Regions from separate parts of the Homo sapiens genome. Here region 2 is linked to region 1. A link is a loop called in an ENCODE intact Hi-C map of the cell type or tissue named here. Cell type or tissue: GM12878. All regions are shown on one strand. Each heading gives the region's core, and the rest is flanking DNA. Links, peaks and the distances in the headings are about the cores only.

Evidence for each region. Hi-C counts contacts between places; a loop is a spot of excess contacts. Peaks named below come from ENCODE experiments on the same cell type or tissue, not always from the same donor. Only the 100,000 strongest peaks of a DNase experiment are listed, where the experiment ranks them.
Region 2: it touches region 1 in a loop (2.2-fold over the local background); 2 of 110 quality-filtered maps call a loop at or near these places.

The regions. Positions count from the first base shown.
Region 1 is chr14:90,984,833-90,987,757 of GRCh38, forward strand. The region is part of intron 2 of RPS6KA5 (ribosomal protein S6 kinase A5); the gene reads right to left. Among named protein-coding and RNA genes, the nearest start is that of RPS6KA5, 74 kb to the right of the region's middle. RefSeq lists an enhancer at 1,167-1,216. In GM12878, for the core only: a CTCF peak has its summit at 1,765; a DNase peak (open chromatin) is centred at 1,189.
Region 2 is chr14:91,138,908-91,141,832 of GRCh38, forward strand. The region is part of intron 1 of DGLUCY (D-glutamate cyclase); the gene reads left to right. Among named protein-coding and RNA genes, the nearest start is that of SNORA11B, 14 kb to the left of the region's middle. RefSeq lists a silencer at 1,798-2,092. In GM12878, for the core only: a CTCF peak has its summit at 1,969 (motif pointing left); no DNase peak of the experiment used is centred there.

The DNA.
Region 1 (2,925 bases), core at 337-2,836:
TCCAACTTATTTTTTAAGCCAAGCCAAAGCAGTCTTCTTGAGCATAAACTTATCTTTCATTTTATTTGCAAAATTTGAATTTATTAAACATGTTCATAAGTAGCCTTTAATCTTTTTTTTTTTTTGAGACGGAGTTTTGCTCCTGTTGCCCAGGCTGGAGTGCAATGGCACGATCTTGGCTCACCACAACCTCCACCTTCTGGGTTCAAGCAATTCTCCTACCTCAGCTTCCCAAGTAGCTGGGATTACAACGCATGCGCCACCACGCCCATCTAATTTTTTGTATTTTTAGTAGAAATGGGGTTTTTCCATGTTAGTCAGGCTGGTCTCGAACTACCTACCTCAGGTGATCTGCCCACCTCGGCCTCCCAAAGTGCTGGGATTACAGGTGTGAGCCACTGCGCCCGGCCGCCTTTAATTTTTACATTAAAATGGTATGAGGTTAATTTGTTAGAAAATATTTTTAATTTGTAAAAACAATCAATTTAAAATGTAACATAATTAAATGCATGCAAAATTTTGTGTGTGTACACGTTTACATGCATTATTCTGAAGGGGCAACCACGAGCCAGGAATAAGAGCCATTGTTCAGAGGCCCCTGCTTTACGTCCTTCCTTGTTGTGCTCAACTTGGACATGCTGTTCTCACTAGGACCTGAATGGCTCAACCAAGGTGAGAGCAATGTTTTCTTTCACTCAAACTTTTGTTAATGCAGCTTAAAATTATACCTTGAATAGAATGTTTACTAGCCATGCTGCACTTTGGGTTCATAACAAACTTATTAACTATTGAACTTGAACTACCACTTAAAAAATACAGTAGAAATGCTCTTAAGTGACTTATACTTAGCCAGCTCCTAAGACCAACTTAGTCTTATACTCCCCTTTCCCTCTGAAAACACCCACTGCACACTGACAATCTATGACTAGTTTACATGTGTATTTCTGCACCCATGCAGTTCCATGCCAGTCACTGATACTTGTTGCTTTGCCTATTTCTACTTGTTGTATCTGTTATTCTTATTATGTAAATTCATTAAATATTACATGAACCACTGAAATGTGCATGCCAAAGAGAAAAATGAGGATGAATGCTTTGAAAGGACTAGATAAAAGCAAAACACTTTAAAGAAAGGAACTGCTGAAAAATTAGGTGTGAGTGAAACAACTATAAAAGGCTAGGGGGAGTATTCAGACTACTTAAAATCTGGCTAGTTCTCACTCTAAAGAACCTGAAACTGTTATTTTTAGATGATGGATTCAACCGTGGTTTATGCAAAATAAACTGTTTATTAACCTACATTCAGAGTCCTGTGCTTACATCCAAAGATTCACAAGTGAAGTACTCTTATACATTTTAAGTAAAAAATGTTCAAAAAATATATAATGATTTTTAAATGATTCACACTTGAACCAACTTTTTAAAATTACCTACACATACCAACTGTGTCATACGAGAGAATTTCTACTAACTGAAGAATCATATTAATCACTCCTAAAATTAATCTTTCCAGATTACTGGAATCTTGTGAAATGGTGACTTGGTCATCCACCACACTAGCTATGCCTCCAGGTGTGCTTATTTCAATCTGGTAAACATGATTACCAGAGCATCTTACTAAAAAAAAAAAATACGTTAAAATAAGAATCAAAAGAAGACTAAGATGCATATTCATAAATAATTCTCTATTTATATCTCAAAAGACAAGCTGTTTGCCTAACTAAATAGTGATGTCTTAACTGCTGGAGTTAATGACCACCTGTAGTGGGTGCTGATGGTGTTCTGCCAGGTCCCCTTTACAGGCCGGTGCATCTATTCTCCAGCTGCTGTGAGTGTTGGCTGCTGGAGAAAGGCCTCAGGTAGACAGGGGCCACCACACCTGGAAGGTTACATGCCATCATTCTCTACTCCACCCTCACTCAAGCAGCCTGCAGCCAATGACTAACACAGGTATGAAAGGCCTGCCTCTTTGCTCTTGCTCCAAAACTTCCCATGAGTCCAGGCTGAATCCAGACCACTGCTTAGACCACATGCCTGTTTAGGCTAGTCTCCTGACCACCCTCCTTCCCTCACTCTTGTTCTCCTGAGAGTGCTCCTGCAGTAAATCACATAAATCCAAATCCATGTCCCGGGATCTGCTTCTAGCTAACATGACCTAACATAGTATCAATAATAAATAAAATTGTATTTACACTAGAGAGACAATGTCATTTGACACCTTCATATGGAATCATCTTTTTATTATGGCATAAAACATCACAAACATTTAACCTCTAAGACTTACATAAACATTGTAGGCTTACACTGAAGCATAAGGTATAGTGGGTATACACATACACAAATGCAAAATTATAAATTTTTTGAATGACAATTTTGACAATTTAATGAATACATGCTTTTAAAGGTATTATTTTAATACGGATACTTTCCAAACACTTAAAAGAATAAAATGACAAATGATGACTAAGTCATCATACTTTTTAAAACACTCTTTTAAATGACTCAACCAAAGTATTTTTCCCTCTATCATGTCATCAAAAAGTAGCAATGTCTTTAAGTTGCCTAGTGCAATTTACAGCATCCTCTAGTAACAAATTACCCATGAGAAACAAGTATGTCTCATTTAATAAATGAAATGTGTTACTCTAAATCTGTAGTAAAAAAAAGATTGGAGGGAAAAAAAGCTATCTTATCAGGAATATTCATAGAGTCTGGGACCAATGAGTAAAGAAATATCACAAATTACATTTCAAGATGGCACTGAAGGCTGGGGAAAGCAGCCCAAAGACCGCCTCAACTGGAAAAACAGTATTTCCACAGAGCAAACTTACAAGATCTGCTGTTGATTAGATGACAGCAGCAGCAGCCACAACAACAACAACAACAACAACAACAAAGGATATCCACATAAGGAAAAAGTGAACT
Region 2 (2,925 bases), core at 426-2,925, 150 kb after region 1:
CTCCTGAGCAGGAGCTCAACAAACTTTTAGGTAAAGAACCAGATATTTTAAATATTTTAGGCTTCCACGACACATGCATCTCTGTTTCTATTAGTCATTGTTCTCCAGAGAAACAGAACCAATAGGAGATACAGATATAGACAAACAGATTTAGTATAAAGAATTGGCTCACAGGATTATGGAGGCTGAAAAGTTCCACTATCTGCCATCTGCAAGCTGGAGATAAGGACTAAATTCCAGTCTGAGTCCAAAGGCCTGAGGACCAGGAGCACTGATGGGGCAAATCCCAGTACAGGGACAGGAAAAGGCCCAGCTCAGTCAGCCAGGCAGAGAGCAAATGCTCCCTTCCTCCTCCTCCTTGTTCTCTTCGAGTCCTCCGTAGACTGCATGATGACCACTGCCATTGGTAAGGATGGGATCCTCCTTACTCAGTCTACTGATTCAAATGCTAATTTCACCCCAAAACACCCTCACAGATGTACCCAGAAATAACCAGACCGGGCGTGTTGGCTCATACCTGTAATCCCAGCACTTTGGGAAGCCAAGGCAGGTGGATCACTTGAGGTCAGGAGTTTGAAACCTGCCTGGCCAACATGGTGAAACCCCGTCTCTACTAAAAATACAAAAATGAGCTGGATGTGGTGGCTTGTGCCTATAATCCCAGCTACTTGGGAGGCTGAGGCAGTAGAATAGCTTGAACTCGGGAGGCAGAGGTTGCAGTGCGCCGAGATCGTGCCACTGCACTCCAGCCTGGGCAACAGAGTTGAGGCTTTGTCTCAAAAAAAATGAAGTTTAACCAAATGTCTGTGCACCCTGTGATACAATCAAGGTGACACATAAAATTGACCATCACACTGTAAACCAAAAAGTACCTGAGACAGTTCTCAATCAATTTAGAAGTTTATTTTGCCAAGGTTAAGGACAAGCCCAGGAGATGGGTCTGTGCCTTTCTCCAAAGATGATTTTGAGGACTTCAGGATTTAAAAGGGGAGAAAGCAGGATGGAGGGGGAAGAGGGAGGCTGTGGTCACATGACTGAATCCCCATGTTGCAAGAGAAAGGGAGCAGGTAGGGGAATAGTAAGTCAGCACTCTCTGTAAGATAAGGTGAACATAGAGTAACTACCTGCAGAGATCTTTAACCTTTTATGTGTAGCTATCTGCTTAGGAACAAAAGGAAAGACAGATTCTTGCATGACTCAGCTTTCAGCTTCATTTTCTTCCTTCTGGCAGAGTGAACCAGGGTTCAAGTTTTTGTTTTTCCTTCACAATACTGTTGTTTCTCCTCTTCCCTTTCCTCCTCCTCCTTCTTCTCCTTCTTCACAACTCCTAAAAATGTAAAACCTATTCTTAGCTCACAAACCTTACAAAAAAGTTTGCCAGTTTGATTTAAACTGTCTCCCAAAATCTATGTCTCAATGACATGTTGTTGTTTCCTACAATATAGTGATGCTTGAGTGATTATCTAAAGAAAATAATTTATGGGTCGGGTGCGGTGGCTCAAGCCTGTAACCCCAGCACTTTGGGAGGCTGAGGCTGGCGGATCACCTGAAGTCAGGAGTTCAAGAGCAGCCTGGCCAACATGGTGAAACCCCATCTCTACTAAAATACAAACATTAGCCAGGCATGATGGCACATGCCTGTAATCCCAGCTACTGGAGAGGCTGAGGTGGGAGAATCTCTTGAACCTGGGAGGCGGAGGTTGGAGTGAGCCTAGATCACGCCATTGCACTCCAGCATGGATGACAGAGTGAGACCCCTTTCCAAAACAAACAAACAAGAAAATAATTTATGAAAGTCAAGAGCCTGATAAACAGTCACCACCCATTCGTAATCTGTGCTGCCACACCTCTAGCCAGCAGATCTGCCATCTTTTGAAATGAGTATCAACCTGGACATTCCCAAGTAAAGTGCCCACAACACCTAGGGGTTGTGATTCAAACAGCAATGGTTAGACTCAGGCTCTCTCTTGCTGCCCTCTCCTGGCTGGTCTATTGTTGAGGATCAGATGTGAATCCTGTAGGATTTCATGAGACTCAGGAAACCTTCAGGTCTGATTGCTGACCTGTAGACTTGTCAAAATTTCTACCAGTGGATAGTTCTTAAGGCTGGTCATGATGGCCGAGTTTGTCTGTTATTTCTTGTAGGGTGCTCCGACTTTCTTGAGTGTAAGTGTTATAGAAAAAGAATAGTTATCAGGCTGGGCACAGTGGCTCACACCTATAATCCCAGCACTTTGGGAGGCTGAGGCACGTGGATCACTTGAGGCCAGGAGTTCAAGACCAGCCTGGCCAACATGGTGAATCCCTGTCTCTACTAAAAATACAAAAATTAGCTGGGTGTGGTAGTTCCAGCTACTCAGGAGGCTAAGGCAGGAGAATCGGTTGAACCTGGGAGGCAGAGGTTGCAGTGAGCTGAGATTGCACCACTTCACTCCAGCCTGGGTGACAAAGCGAGACGCCATCTAAAAAAAAAAAAAGAAAAGGAAAAAAAGGAGTTATCGTATATTGAACATTTACTATGTGCCAAACACTGCTAAACAAATATTATTCCATTTCATCCTTAGAACGATCACATGAGATCCATATCCCTTGACTGTTCAGCATTACCTTCACACAGGTGATACAATGGATACTCAGAGAGGTTAATTTTTTTTTTTTTTTTTGAAGCGGAGTCTCACTCTGTCGCCAGGCTGGAGTGCAATGGCGCAATTTTGGCTCACTGCAACCTCCGCCTCCTGGGTTCAAGTGATTATCCTGCCTCAGCCTCACCAGTAGCTGGGATTACAGGCATGCACCACTGCACCCAGCTAACTTTGTAATTTTAGTAGAGATGGGCTTTCACCACGTTGGTCAGGCTGGTCTTGAACTCCCGACCTCAGGTGATTCGCCCGCCTCAGCCTCCCAAAGTACGGGGATTACAGGCGT